Linked DNA regions of Homo sapiens: region 2 is linked to region 1. Evidence: chromatin loops called from intact Hi-C (ENCODE). Cell type or tissue: PC-3. All regions are shown on one strand.

Region 1 (8,000 bases):
TAGAGGCATGCCAAATTAAGAGTCTTTGCCATAGTAGTCAGCACACTTTATTGATGAAACATTAATTTATCAAATATATGTTAAATACTTCATCAATAAACAGTGAGTGTTAAACACTGTTCTAGGCACTAAGGATACAGAAGTCATAAGATAGTCAACTCTCCAGTGTCACGGAAGTTATATTCTGACAATAAAAAGATGAACATGAATTTATAATACAACATCAGGGAGTCGTAAGTCTTGTGAAGGAAAACGAAGCAGGGCAAAGAGATGGAGGATGATGAGGGAGGAGGAAAGCTACAGTAGGCAAGATGATCAAGGGAGGATTCTCTGAGAAGATGACATTTGAGCAGACACCTAAGTGCAACAGGAGGCAAAGGCATACAAATATCTCGGGGAGAAGATTTCCAAACAAAAGCAAGAGCAAATACAAAGATGTTGAGAAGAACAGCAAGAAAACCAATGTCAACAGACTGCAGGGAGAAAGGAGAGTGGTATGAGACTAGGTAAAAAGAAGAGGGCTGAATCTTGAAGAGCCTTGAGGTCATAGCAAAAAGCCTGAATTTAATTCTAAGGATGATGGGGAGTTACTACAGGTTTTTTGTTTTGCTTTGATAGAGTCTCGCTCTGTCACCCACACTGGAGTGCAGTGGTACAATCTTGGCTCACTGCAACCTCTGCCTCCTGGGTTCGAGTGATTCTCCAGCCTCAGCCACCTGAGTAGCTGGGATTACAGGCATCCATCACCATGCCCCGCTTATTTTTTGTATATTTAGTAGAGGCAGGGTTTTGCCATGTTGGCCAAGCTGGTCTCAAACTCCTGACATCAAGTGATCCACCCGCCTCAGCCTCCCTATTACAGGGTTTATACAGTTCATGCAGAATACCAGAAAGGGAGATGGGGACTGTGGGGATGGATACAGGTAGGCTTGTAGATTTGCTAGAGAAAATAAGGTAGTTTCTTCTGATTGTTTCTCTTTCTCCAGTGAAATAAGAAGTGAGACAATCAACTGATTGAGAGAGCTGGGGATGGCCATTGGAGAGTTGAGGTACAGGTGAAGATATAAAATAGTTTTCTCAGAAAGTAGAAGTATTAGGTAAACAATGCAGGATCACCGTGTAGAACAGAGGATCCACTGCAGTCAGCATAGTTGTGTGTCCTCCATCCATCCACACTCAGGCCCAAAGTAGGTGGAAAGCTGAATGAGGGTCATAGTTTTGCCAGATAAGAATGACAGAGAAAGATGAGCAAAGGAGTTCAGTGTGCATGTAAAGAAGAGAAGAACCATAGCATCTGAGCTGAGCAAGGAGGAAAGTGAGGATACAGGAGGATGACGGATTGTACATAAATCCTGTAAGTCAACAGATTGGAGGCCCCACAGGATCAAAGAACTGTTGGAGTAGAGATGCTAATGTCACCTGAGGCAGCAGCCCTGAAAAGATAGGAAGTGGTGGTCAGAGAGTGGGATGCTGTGAAACATACTTTGAAGGTTAGCATGGCATTTCATAACAAGGGCACTATTGGCATTTGGGGAAAACAATTCTTCATCGTGCATAACAGTCTCATGTACTGAATGACATTTAGCATCCTTAACTTCTGCCCTCTAAATACCAGTAGCACTCCTTACATTTGCAATTACTCCCTAGGAGAGTGGTACTTCCTAGATTGTGAACCATTGGCCTGGGGTATGACTATGAGGTAGGGAGAGATATTTGCAAGTGAGAAACTCAGGGACCTGATAGACCAGGTATGAGTATTCTCTGTGGATGTTTTTACTGAGAATGATGAGTATAAAGACAGGGCGCTGGGGGGAACGTCTTCAATAAATACAGAGGAGTAGGCTGTAGAAGAGTTTTATGGCATGTGCTTTAAAAGCCTCTGCGGAGGAAGAGAAAAGGAACTGTCTAGAAGTGACAATGAACAATACCAGAAGACACCAACTCCACTGTCAGACACTGAGAAAAAAACAGACACCCCTGGAGAGGGTGATGGGGAAGCCTCCTTAAGAGTTTGCCAAGAGTATCAAGCAGCTATCCAAAAGAACTTTCTGTGATGATGGCAATGTTGATATCTACGCCATCCTATAAGATAGACAATAGGCACATGTACTTCTTAGCCCTTGAAACGAGGCCAGTGTGTCTGAGGATGTGAATTTTTTACTTTGATTTGAACGAATTTAAATGTAAACAGTCAGATGTGGCTACTGGCTAACAAATTGGATGGGGCAGAACAGTAAAAGGTGAAGGAAGCATTCAGAAGACAAAATTCTTCTTAATCTCTGAGTCTTGAGGAAAAGGGCAAGGGCAGGTATGAGTCTAGGGAAGTTTGTACATTTGTAGCAGGAAGAGGTGAGGAGCATCTAATAGCACAATAGCATCAGCATTTCCAATAAGCAGGATTCCAAAAATTCATTTTAATTTATTTCAGCCTCCTCTCAGACTAAATTCTATACCATATTGTTGTGGAAGACCCTTAAAAAAAACCCTCAAATATTTAAAATATCACCATCATGTAAGAATTATTTCTTCTCCTAAGAAGCATCTGGTATTAATAGACTATGACTATCGCGTGTTTTCTAAGATCTAAGTGTCCCTTCCCTCCAAAGACTGGCTATCTATATCTAACAAAGGAAAATGTAACATTTGAAAATTCCCTGTTAAAAGATTTTGTTGTCATTTGGAAATCATATTTCTTGCTGTTTGCATTTCTATTAAAAATATAAAGAAATTTGTTCTTTGGTATCCCAAATGAAGTAAAAGTATTCTAATTGGTTGCATTCACAAGTCTACAATTTGCGGCTTAACAAAATTATTTTTGAAAAGGTCATAACCTGTACCCACATGCCCACCCAACCACACACACAGACATCCAGAATGGTCTTGTGATCATGTCTTCAGAAGTTTGGCTGCAAAGTTACAAGCAACAACTGTCCATCTGCACCCACCAACCTAGTGAACAATGCCAGTCTGGGACCCAAGGACTATTTACTCAACAGAAGAATTCCAACTTCAGGCAGGGGATAGGCGAAGTCCAGATAACATCTAGATATTTCTTGACATTGCATTTGATTGGAAATAAAGGAAAAGTAAAGCATTTCTGGTTAGTTTCTGTTTCTTAGTGTCTCTAGTTCCCATTTTATTTCAATCAAAATATCAAAATACTCTTTAGCCCATAGAGGGGACAGAGTTCCTAGTTTAATAAACCCTAAAATATATAATTAAGATAAAGCCTCTGTAGGGTTACTCAGCACAACACTATAATTGCTCAGATTCCCTAGTGGATTCTCCAGTCAATTTCTCTGCATCCTTGAGGCAAAATCTTTTCCTTAATTGTCCTCACTTAGACCAGGTGCTAGGTGTCCTTCCTAGCCTGCAGGTCTTACAGGCCCATTCATCCCTAAGGGGGTCTTATATATTAACCTTGCTTCTGAACTCTAAGCACTGGCAAGTCAGGCAGAAGGCCCAAAGGACCTAACAGCCCATAGGTAACTACAATGTTGGTAAGGTGGATTCTGCCAGATGCCAGCCTTGGATCCATTTTGGGTCCCTACAGATTTATGCTTCTACTATAATGAATTTCATAATTTCTAGTATGTGACCCAGGGTTGAACTAAGAAGTTATTCTTGCTTTCCCCTTTAGTTTTCCCTAATGGGACTTTGATCAACATGAAAACTAAAAATATCCTGGTGCTAGACCATTAACACTAGTTAACTATTCCAGACTGTGGCCACTGTCAAAGACAGCCATCTTGTAATTGAATTCCACTGGGGACAAGAAGACTCAAAACAGAGTAGGTGAATGGATTGCTTAAAGTCCATCTCAGCTACTAAGGAGAATGAAGAGCAGCAGAAACTGAATTATTAATTCCCAACTCTATTCACAAGCCCCCTCTGGTGGAGGAAGTATTAGTAATGAAACAGCTATAACAATAACCAAAATTTTTTTAAAAGAGAAAAGGCAATCCACAACAAAACAATCAGCCCCTGCAGAAATGAGAGTCAAGTGTAGTGATTAGCAAATATGAGCTGCAACCTGAAAACCACTTACAGATGAAGCAGTATGATGAATGATTTACCAAAAGGTCAACACCGCTCTTTTGTCTTCATCACCCATCAGTTTTCCATCGCCCTCAATTTGTCTGGCACATAACAGAAAGCAGGGCATAAAATATTCCCCATAAAAATTAACCTTACTTTGCAACATTAAAAAAAAAAACTTATAGTTGTATATAGTTGAAGCGTAGGGGCCAGCTTCTCAATTAGTACTCCTAGCATACAGTAGAAAAAGCGTTGACACTTAAAGCCCTATTACAAGAGGTAATGTTCTTAGCAAGTTCCGGAACTCTCTGCCCTATTCTTGCCTTGCTGACCCACTATTCTCAAGCGAAGGAAGGGGTCAGTAATCCCCCTACCAAATACCACACCAATGGTGGCAGGAGGGGAGCATGTGACAGCATTTCCCCTTTTACTCTCCTGGAGGCCAAACTTCTTTGCAATCTCTGCTTTTAGCTAGCGTGGATGCCAGCCTTTCAACCTTGCTATGCCTGCAATACTTTCTGACAGATGAGCTATGAGATGTACCACCTTCCCACTCCCATTTGACAACCTTTGTACAAAAAGAAACACAACGCCAAGGGAAAGTATATTTTTAGGCATGAGGGATTCTGAAAATGAACATATCTGCAAACTTCTAGATCCCCTTAACCAGACCTGAAAAAGACATTAATCTATTTTAACTAAACTGATTAAATTGATTTAATCAGAAAGCGGGTCACTTCCCTCCTCCCTATCCTGTCGCTGAATTTACTAATTGTTTCTCCGGCTTTGCCCAATCAATAAGATATTTTGCATCTTGCAGATATAATGTAAGTTATCAGTTATTAAAAATTCCTCTTCCCGGTCTCTGGTTAAAGTGGGTACCTAAATATCTGCTTATTTATTTACGTCGTTGTTATTTGCAGATTTCTTTTTTAAAAAAAGCAGAATTAAAATGAAAGAAAAGGTCAAAAGAGTTTGGAAAAAAAGCTATCTACAGGGATGTTCATCACTGCATCATTTATAATAGTAAAACTTGGAAATCTTAAATTTCCAAGCAAAAGAAGACTGTTCAAATTAATTATGGTATAGCCATAAAGTGGAATACAGTCATGCATCACATAATGAAGTTTTGATCAATGACAGACCACATATATGATATCGATCCCATAAGATTATAATGGAGCTAAAAAATTCCTACTGCTTAGTGACGTTGTAGTTGTCATAAAGTCATTGTGCATGCATTACCTTTTCTATGTTTAGATATGCAACTACTTACCTTTGTGTTACAGTTGCCTATAGTATTCAGTAAAGTGATGCTCACAAGAGTATGAAATTGTCTAATGACACAGTTTTCATTAAGTGAGGCATGACTACACTATGCAGACATTGAAAATTAAGTGGTGGAATATTTAATAACAAAAAAAGATTTGTGGTACTATTAAGGGGGGAAACACATTGCAAAACAGTAGATACTGTAATATCATATTTATTGAGAGCTGTTATCTTTGTATACCATTGGTTTGACAAACATTCATTGGTCAGCCATCTTCCATTCATAACCTCTTCTCTCCAGCATTCCTTGCACTTGGGAATTGTTCTATAAAATAAAATATTAAAGAAGAAGGCTGCTAGGTAGGGCTTTTTTTTCTTTTTTTTTTTTTGAGACGGAGTCTTGCTTTGTCACCCAGGCTGGAGTGGAGATGGAGTCTGACTCTGTCGCCCAGGCTGGACTGCAGTGGCACGATCTTGGCTCATTGCAACCTCCGCCTCCTGGGTTCAAGTGATTCTCCTGCCTCAGTCTCCCAAGTAGCTGGGATTACAGGCACGCACCACCACACCTGGCTAATTTTTTTTTTTTTATTTTTAGTACAGATGGGGTTTCACCATGTTGGCCAGGCTGGTCTCGAACTCCTGACCTCAAGTGATCCACCCGCCTCGGCCTTCCAAAGTGCTGAGATTACAGGCGTGAGCCACCATGCCCGGCCTAGGTAGGGCTTTTCTTCTTGTCTGATTAAAAGGAGCGGATTTATCTAACAGGTCTCTTTTTGTATTTATCCTTTATCTTTCCAATCTAAACATAACGTCTGGAGGAACAGCAGCTTCATTGTGACCATGAAGACAAAAAAATAACACGCTAAGAACAGTAGAAGAGAAATGCCAAAACATCAGCTCTAGATTATCCTCTAAAGACTTGGAGAAAGTCACTATTGGTTGGATTTTCTTTATTTTGCAGCTGAACACATTCCTGATACACAGGAGATTCTGTTTTTGTTTTTTGCTTATCTGTGGCTTTTATATTTTCTACCATAGTATGTACTGTTTTATCATAAGAAAAAAATACTGGATACAAGAAAAAGGGTCTTTTGTATTCTTCAAGAGAAATCTAGAGGCTGTGAGTTGGAGTCTCAAATCATCCAAGGAACAAAAGCACAGGCAAAGAAGACATGCCAATAATAAAATTCTTAGAGCTGCTTAACATTATTAATATTTTCATTCCCTTCAACAGAAACTGTTTACAGCTATTAGTATTACTGTTTTTCGAGTCATGGAACACTTAAGATCTACTATGGTGTCAGGTGCTACTTAAGGCACCAAGTATCCAAACAATAAGGCAGCCCATGACCAAAAGGAACCGTAACAAGCAAACGAAGAGGAAAAACCTAGCAGGGTAAAACACACTGCCTAACATTGCTCAGCTGGTTAATGGTGAAGCCAGGACTGGAATGCAGGTCTCTTGACACCTAACGACCTTCATCACCCTATCATATGCTTAACCCACTTACCATTTAGAAGAAAGAAGTGCAGCTTGCTACCAGCACAACGCTCTCGGAGCAAACGGGAAATGGGTTAAGCATTAATATCTGGCTAAAAGATGTAAGAAAAACTCTGGTGAGAGTATTTAAGGAGAATGATCTAGATGGGGGTCAAAAAACATCAGAGACAGACCTTGTTCTTCATTAACTAGTATTTATAGTTATAGCAGGATTGTTTTCCCTAAATAAAGGGAAAGGTCTCTTTGAGTGGGGCAGAAAGGATTCCACTTTTTGGCTGGGTGCAGTGGCTGATGCCTGGAGTCCCAGCACTTTGGGAGGCCAAGGCGAGTGGATCACCTGAGGTCAGGAGTTCAAGACCAGCCTGGTTAACATGGTGAAACCCCATCTCTACTAAAAATACAAAAATTAGCTGGGCATGGTGGCGGGCACCTGTAATCCCAGCTACTCGGGAGGCTGAGGCAGGAGAATTGCTTAAACCTGGGAGGCAGAGGTTGGTGAGCTGAGATCATGCCATTGCACTCCAGCCTGGGAGACAAGAGCAAAACTCCGTCCTCCCCACCCCCCCCCCAAAAAAAAAAAAGAGATTCCACTTTTTATCTATCTATACCACACCGAATCAGTCGATCAATCCACTGACCACAGATTGTAATCTCGGCCAACCACTATAGTGGGGAAAGAAAACATAGCAGTGCAATCAGCTGTTGGATACCACAGGCAACTTGACAAGTCAGTGACAACTTGGCCTATTTATTCATCTTTTAACCGTTTGTTCTGGTGTCTGTGTAGTCACAATCAAAGAATAGTCCCTAGGAATCCATGGAGTTTCATTGAAATGGAGTTAGGGCTTTGGATCATATGCAGAATCTCAGTACTATTCCAGGAGAAGGGCAGCCACATTGCCTCTGAATGGCCAAAACATAGGGTAGTGAAGAGTGGGAGAATATGCCAGCCCGAAATATGCCACTTTAGCCTAAGGATTATGTGGAGCTAAAGGCACATTAAAATACAAAACAAAACCCAGCAGGTGCAAGAAGTGTTCTCTAACCCTCCCCTTTTTCTTCCTGAAAACATGAAACAAAACCCCCATATAGAAGACGTCCAGCTATACCAGAAGGAAAGTCTCATTCTTATCATCAAGGATGGGAAAATGAGACTAGGAAAAGTCTGTACAAACAGATCTTGTTAAAA
Region 2 (8,000 bases), 370 kb before region 1:
GTAATAAGGGTCAGAATAAAAAGGAAAAAGAAAGCGACTGTTGGACTTGGCTGAGTAGGTTGATAGCAAGCTAGTAAGAAACATGAGTAGGTATCAAATAGACACAGGTGCAAAAACAGGGCTGAGAAAGGTATGTCGGAAGGGATGTCTAGTTCCAAAGTGTGCTGAGATTAAGGAATTAGAAATGTAAGCTGAGCTCCAGATACTGGAAGACTTTTAGTATCAAACAAACAATTCCATTTTTTTCTTTTGTCTAAACATTAGAGATGGGTACACAAAGAATATTTACCTGGTTGGAATGTCCAGAAGGACTGTAGTGGACTGGAACTCATGGAAGGGAGACCCAATGGAAACTGTAGAAACAGGCTTACACAATAGCAGAGGAAACCCTTAATAGTTATTTTAATCAAATAAGATTTTCATTTAAAAGAATGAAAGAATTAAGAAGACCACAGTATAAAATGTAAGGAATAAAGTTTATAGAGAGCAACTGGCATCGGAGACAGAATTCACAGGTCAGAAGAGAACTTACAAACATAAGTTCCAGTTCTTGGAGAGATGCAAGAACATACTGCTCCTATAAGTTAAGAACAGGTTGTTTGTTCATCAGAAAATAGAATTTTATGCCTTACGGTTCACATGAAGAGTTGTGAATGAAAGTATGAGCAGTGCAAAGGAACAATGAGGGATGCCGGGACACCAAAGACTAGCAACGGGAGGAAGCCATGACTACCACAACTGCTGAAAGGACAAGGGCAAAACAGCATTACTCAAAGCCACTGGCAGCCACAGTCACGGAGGCCAAGATGACTGGTGGGAGATGTAGTTGCAGAAGGACACAGTTACTATCGTCTGGCAAATAAAGGAGGGAATGAGTATACTCACCTCCTTCTCTTCACACCCTGTAAACTTACACTAATGCCTCCCATTGAGCAAACACCAGGGAGGAAGTCCAGGAGACGCAAGACAGAGACGGGTAGAAGTTGAACCTCAGGCAAAACAAAGATTACCCAACACAAGGCTGTATAAAAAAGGAAAAAATCAGTTTAAGAGGCAAGAGCGTCATTGGAAATTAAGAATATGATTGGTAAAATTTTTTTAAAAAATACAAGAAATGGAAGGCAAGGCACCAAACATTTCCTAGGACAAAAAGATAAGGAGGTGGAAAATATGAGAGAAACGTCAGGAAGCACAGAAGAGGGGTCCCAGAGAGAGCTCTGAGTTTAATAAACACCAAGGGTATGGTGTCTGCAAATGCTCCAGGGAAAAACACAAGCAAAAGGAAAGAAATGCAACCTGAAAATTCTTTAGGATTCAATAACACGTAATGATAAAACAGTTTCTTTGCCCCGAGTCCTTGGAGCATAAAAAAATCTGGGACAATCCGTTCCCTTACCACATCAGAAAAGCAACTTTTTGTTTCGAAAGGTCTGTGGTGAAACACAATTCCATGACGTTAATCAATTTATTTCAATTGGGAGTGAAGCATAAATGAAAAGTTCCTATTTCAGAACAGACCGTGAAAATGTGAAGATGTTATTATTTCCAAGCTAAAAGGAGATGTGAGATTCTCTGCCTGGCACATTTCAGAAAGGTACAATCAGCCGGGGCAGGGGAATAGATTTAAAATAGAAAAGTAATGGGAAAAGTGCTTTCCATGTAACAGACAGGGTGGTGGATGAAAACCTATCCCCCTAAAGCCCACTTTATTAATATACATTTTACTAGGCACTTTGGAAAGTTTGAAAATCCACATGCTTCTCATTTCCCATAGCTTCTGGGTCTAATTACATATTTGCATCCATTTGCATACACACACACACACACACACACACACACACAGGTCTCATCCAGTGATATAGATAATTCAATATTCAACTTGTCGATCATCACCTTAAAATAGAGATCTAATTATGGAAAAAAATTGTATGCTGTTTTTCAAATAAATAAAAAGGAGGACACTGATTAAAAATATAACACCCCTCATTGATCAACAGGTACCTTTTTGGTTTTAACCTATCATAAACATGAGGTTTGGTACTACATGGTTCTGGCCCTCCCAAATTAACACTGAGCTAGTTCAGGGAACAAGCTCTCACATACCAAATTCTGAAGCTGCCTTTCAGCAGCAATTTGAGGGACCAAGAACATAGGCTTTCCAAATGTCTAGAAGCTAACCAGATTCCTCTCTCCTTAATTTAGCCCCTTACATTAGGTGCCCCATGCTCTCTTTTGGGTCAAAAATAACAGGGACAATTTAATACCCTATGACTGTCCATTAAATATCTGAATTATGAGGATTCAGATGTAAAGTGCAATAGTATTTTAATAAAAGTACACTAAATAAGGAAGCTGGTAATAGACCTCTTAACGAAAACGTAGTCAATGGTTCATTTAATTTGATGGCAGAGTCCACTTTCAAATAATCCCAAAAGTGTATATTTTGTAAGAAAAAGGTTGCAGAGTTCACCTCAGGGTATTCTTAAAAAATTGTTTGCACACTGAGAAGACATCAGTGCTAAGAGGCTTTCCTGATTACTGAAATTTGGTTGGAAGTCTTTTTTATTTCTATTAAATGAATATATACAACCGTTCGGCTGCCTCAGGACATTTATGAAAATGAGATGCTCTGTCTTAAGGAAGTTAGCTTTAAGAGCGACATTTGAATCATTAGATGCCTCATTGGCTGTTACAAAAACAAACTTCAATCTTCTGCTTCCCCTTTTCTAATATTAGCTAACAATAATTAAGTTGCTTAGACAATTCCAGGTGACTCAAATTTCATAGCACGCTCTTCAAAAGGCTAAGGGATCACTTTAAGTTCCTAAAGCCCTAAGACTAAGTGTGTTTCACTCACTTTGTGTAGCTCCAGCCCAGCATCATGTACCAAAGGGATAACATGATTAAAAATCATCAACTTGTCTTCCGAAATCTGTTTCTAAACCACAGCACAAGGAACAGACATTTAAATACAGAAAGGGATGGAGAACTACAATCTTTTAAAAGTGCACACTTTAGTGCCCAGTGTGGTGGCTCACACCTGTAATCCCAGCACTTTGGGAGGCCGAGGTGGGTGGATCACAAGGTCAAGATATTGAGACCATCCTGGCCAACATGGTGAATCCCTGTCTCTACTAAAAATACAAAAATTAGCTGAGTATGGTGGTGTGCACTTGTAGTCCCAGCTACTCAGGAGGCTGACGCAGGAGAATCACTTGAACCTGGGAGGCAGAGGTTGCAGTGAGCCGAGATCTCACCACTGCACTCTGGCCTGGGCGAAAGAGCATGACTCCATCTACAAAACACACACACACACACACACACACACACACACACACGATAAATATTCACATCATCTGCCTTTGGTTATTCAACCTATAGTTTATCATGGGAAACAAGATCTTATTCTTATAAAGTACCTGCATATTTTCATTTGCTAGAAATTAACCAATTCAGCTTATATCATATGTGGCACAAGGTTTTGTCATGAGGAGGACATTTAAAGAATAATTTAAAAGAAAACAAGTTCAAACGTTCACATAAAACAAAATAGCCATCTCTAAGGAGAAAATGGGTATTGCTGATCCTAATGTTAATATTCTAAAATAAATGAAACATTTTTGAAGGGAGTATTCACCACCACAGCTAAAGAAAGCCACAAAAATTAGTGTATATGTGCCTATATTTATATAGGTACATTTCCCAATTTTATTCTTTTACTATTACAGATAGCTAATTCCTAGGAAACATTTTCTAGATGTCTTCTTTTATATACCATGTCTTTGGACATTAATTACAGGCAAAGAAAGTAAACACTCACAAGAAAAAGGGAATTTTACAATCTGATCTTCAATGTTATCTCAAGAAATGCTGTTATAGCTCCTTGGTTCTGGTTTCCATGCACCTGCAAATTGTCCTTTCACCCATCACTTGTAAGTAGTAGAGGAGCAAGCATACCTGTACAGTCATGCATTGCTTAACAATGAGAAGTTCTGAGAAATGCATCATTAGGCAATTTTGTCATAGCACAAACATCATAAGAGTGCACTTACACAAACCTAGATAGGTATAGCCCACTATACACATAGGCTATACGCTATATGCTATATGCTGTAACCTATTGCTTTTAGGCAACAATTCTTTACTGCATGTTAACATACTGAATACTGTAGATAACTGTAACACAAGTATATTTGTGTATCTAAATATAGAAAAGGTACAGTAAAAATATATTATAATCTTATGAAACCTCAGTTGTATGTGTACTCTACCACTGATCAAAATGTCATTATGTGGTGCATGACTGTATGTGAACATTTCTTGATCATAAAAATAAAGTGTATGTTGACTTAGTTAGTGCCCTGGCAAGTTAATATGTATGTTGACAAACTATAATGCTTAACATGAGTATGGTTAAAATAACACTATGTGAATATATAAACACATGTCTATACATATACACATATATACCTATATATACACACACATATAAATATATACATGCTTATAAATTACAGTCTGTCTTACATTAGCTAAACTATTACTACAGTTTGAGATAAATTTGAGATGTTACAATTGGAAATCTCCTGTTTCAATTTGAGAAGGGAAAATGTTGGCATATTCTCCTGAGTGGAGAAAGAGGCTTTCTATGTCAGCAGATACTTCAGAGGAACGTTAATGTCTCGAGGTTTCTAGCAAATTAACAGCCCAGGTAACAAAATGCAGGGAACTCTGGCCAGTTGCTTACTTACTCAGTTGGATCTGGCCACTTCTCCATGTATTCCCACCACACTAAATGGAGCATGAGTCATTTGAGTAATGAGTCAGAAAATGTCTAGCAGCCTCCGTGCAATAGCAGACGTGATGCTTAAGATAAATTTCAGAGATACTAGGATGGTGTTTTTCATGTCTGCACATCTCTCATTGGTGATGAATAAAATTCCTTCTCCCTTCCCAAGAGACAAAAACTGTATCATATGCTATCCTGAGGCTCGTTCCAACTCTAAAATTTAAAATTTCAAGCAAAACCTATAGAAAGAGGCAAATACAGTGTATAAATGTCTACAATTTGTGTCCTATTCAAAATTAGTTTTTGTGGAATGTTGTCTAATGGATTCAGTGGTCACGTTAATGACAACTTCACTCCCAAGTACTACATGCCCTGTTAAAGAAAAAATGCTTAAGTGAACAAAAAATTTAAACAAATTTTGGAGTTCAGTGAAATTAATGAATAATCTCTTTTTCAATCATCCCTGATTTTTTAAAATCACAATACCTAAATTATGATGATAGGAATTACTACTAGACTTTGAGTTTTAATCCCAGTAACATCTTTAGCTGATTTAAACCTATTTCAACTTCCATTTTAATATTTCATCTCATTTTATCTGTATGGTTAATATTAATTTCCTTTTTGCACCTTCTGGTTGTAGCACAAAGCCAGCTATACAATAGTTGTGTGCTGCTGAATGGAATTTGAAGGCAATATAAAATAATGTACAGCATCACTGAACTGGGGATTAAAAATCCCAAGTTTGAGTACTGTCTTGGCAATGCACTGCCTTTGTCACTCAGGTAAGTCACTTCTTCCTTACAAAAGTTTCTTCCATTACAGGTTTCACCTCTCATGACAATTCCTATCAATTAGTTGAGGCTGTCTGGAGTAATTAGGCAGGACGCTGGTGGGATGGAGTGCCATGATTGATGAGTGATGCCTGCCAAGGGTGTATGACAGCGAAGTGGTAGCAATTTTGTCCTGTACTTGGCAATTGTAGATTAGAACAGGGCTGCTCAAATGTGCATCTATCACCAGGAAGCTTTTAAAATGCAGATTCTGATTAAGTCTGGGGCGGTGGCTGAGATTGCATAGTTCTAATAGGATTCCAGGTGGTGCTGATGCTGCGGAGTTAGAGAGTACACAAGAAGCAAGGCAAAGTCCCTTGCAGCTCTGAATGAATATGGAATCTCAACCTCTCATTCTCTCTTGCTCACTCGCACACACATTATTTCTACTTTATGTATGTGAAAAGGTGCTTACATATGCCAAGAATACTGACAAGCACATTAAATACGTAATTCTCATCCTCCCCCACAAAAGGTAGTTAGAAGTTTTCAGGTAAGAAAATGGAGATTTAAAGAGGGTAAGTAATTTGTCTAACATCACAGAGCTGACAAGTAGTCTAGATGAGAGATGAACCTAGAGAACTTAATTCTAGTACCTTGCTCTTGACCTCTATCATATGCTGTCTTGATACTGTAACAACATTAGACTGCTTACTTAGTGCCAGCCACTAGGCTGTTTTGTACATATTATCTCCTCTACTTTTCTTAAGAACTCTAGGAGGTAGGTAATATTTTTGTTTTACAGATAACAAAATTAATTATCCTTCCACTGTCTCAATCTCGGTAAAACCATAGTGATTCCTATTAAGTAAAACATTAGATTCATATCTATAATGAACTAAACACAAAGAACAGTAGGCTAATAAAAGCAACATGTATATGCATAAGGCTAAGAGTAAATATATAAAAATATTCTTTTATAAATTCATCCTATGTAAATGCATTTTTGACAGGTAAACTCAAATGTTTCTGCAGAGTTTAGTGATGAGGTTATCAAAGTCCAAGTGATTATTGGTCCCAAACAGAATCCATCAGTGGGATTTACAGTGGGAGAAGTATCAAAGATTCTTTTTTCATCATACTCTTTTACTACCTAAAAGTTCTTTATTAGCAAGCAAATGAAATAAGATTGGATCAGTAAATTTCCCTGGAGATGAGATTTCAATATAAGCAGGTGACAGTGGATGCTGCACCGATGCACACTTAAGAAGAGCAAACACCATTGCAATGTGAGGGCAGGATTTTTGCTTTACTTTGTTTAAAAAAACAAAAGTGTGCTTCAAAACCTAAGGGTCTGAAGCAGTGATTCTCAACCTTGGCTGGAGGCTGCACTTTGGAATCAAGTGTGTAGAGGGGACTTAAAAAATACTGATGCCTAGATCCCCTAGAGATTCTGATTTATTTGGACTGGGGTGCAACCGAGACATCAGGATATTTTTAAGCTTCTTAGTTTTTAAATGTATAACCAAGGTTGAGAATCATTTGAATATAGGCATACCTGTCCCATGTGGGGGGCGACTAGTCATTAAAGGCATGAATGTCTAATTGATGAATGCCCTCGTCAGAGCAGACTGGTGGCATTCAGAGAGCAGCAAAGACTTTCTCCCTTGAAGTTAAGCTTAAATTTCATAAGTAAGTCTATTTTAACAGAAAATTTTATAAAACATTTGTAGATAGTCTGAACTACGAAAATCATTTTCTCCCCTTACCAGAATTATTTCCACTGGAGGGCAGTCTCCTCTTGGGAAGAAATGAATGCGGATACAACCTTCTTAACAGACCAAAGTTTAAAATATTGACTAAGACTGTGGCATTCACATGGGTTTCATTTCAAGACAATTTCTGGGAGATGGAGTATTTGGGATAAAAAAAAATGTGTATTCTATGTGAAGATACTGCCAAATTAAAGGTTTATTTCTGTCTGCTAAAACTAAAAGGATAAAAGCTTAACCCAAAAGATAAACACATCCACATATGGAAGACCCTGGGGTGTACAAACATAACAACAACAAATAGAAAGTAGCATTTATTATAGGTTTACTGTGTGTCAGATCCTGTACTAAGCAATTTAAATATCCTACTTGATTCTCAGAACAAATCTATATTTTATAGGTAAGAAAACTAAAGCTGAGAAGTGTTCAAAGAAATGTGTCCAATACCACATATCAAAAAAGTAGCTGAGCTAGGACTTGAACCCTATCTGCCTGACTTCAAAACCAGCCCTTGCAATCACCAATGATACCGCTTTACTGCTTGAGTGAGAAGCAACATGGTCCCTATGCGTAAGACAAGCGTCTAAATCAGAACATGTCAACACAAGAAAACAGGAGGAAAAAACTCTCTTTACACAGCATTAGGTAATGAAAGAAACTGAAAGG

What was found. Hi-C counts contacts between places; a loop is a spot of excess contacts. Peaks named below come from ENCODE experiments on the same cell type or tissue, not always from the same donor. Only the 100,000 strongest peaks of a DNase experiment are listed, where the experiment ranks them.
Region 2: it touches region 1 in a loop (15-fold over the local background); 4 of 110 quality-filtered maps call a loop at or near these places.

What each region holds. Positions count from the first base shown.
Region 1 is chr3:60,944,800-60,952,799 of GRCh38, forward strand. All of the region lies in intron 3 of FHIT (fragile histidine triad diadenosine triphosphatase), which reads right to left. Among named protein-coding and RNA genes, the nearest start is that of FHIT, 300 kb to the right of the region's middle. In PC-3, a CTCF peak has its summit at 3,890 (motif pointing left); no DNase peak of the experiment used is centred here.
Region 2 is chr3:60,575,139-60,583,138 of GRCh38, forward strand. The region is part of intron 4 of FHIT (fragile histidine triad diadenosine triphosphatase); the gene reads right to left. Among named protein-coding and RNA genes, the nearest start is that of MIR548BB, 39 kb to the right of the region's middle. In PC-3, a CTCF peak has its summit at 7,336 (motif pointing right); DNase peaks (open chromatin) are centred at 3,983 and 4,803.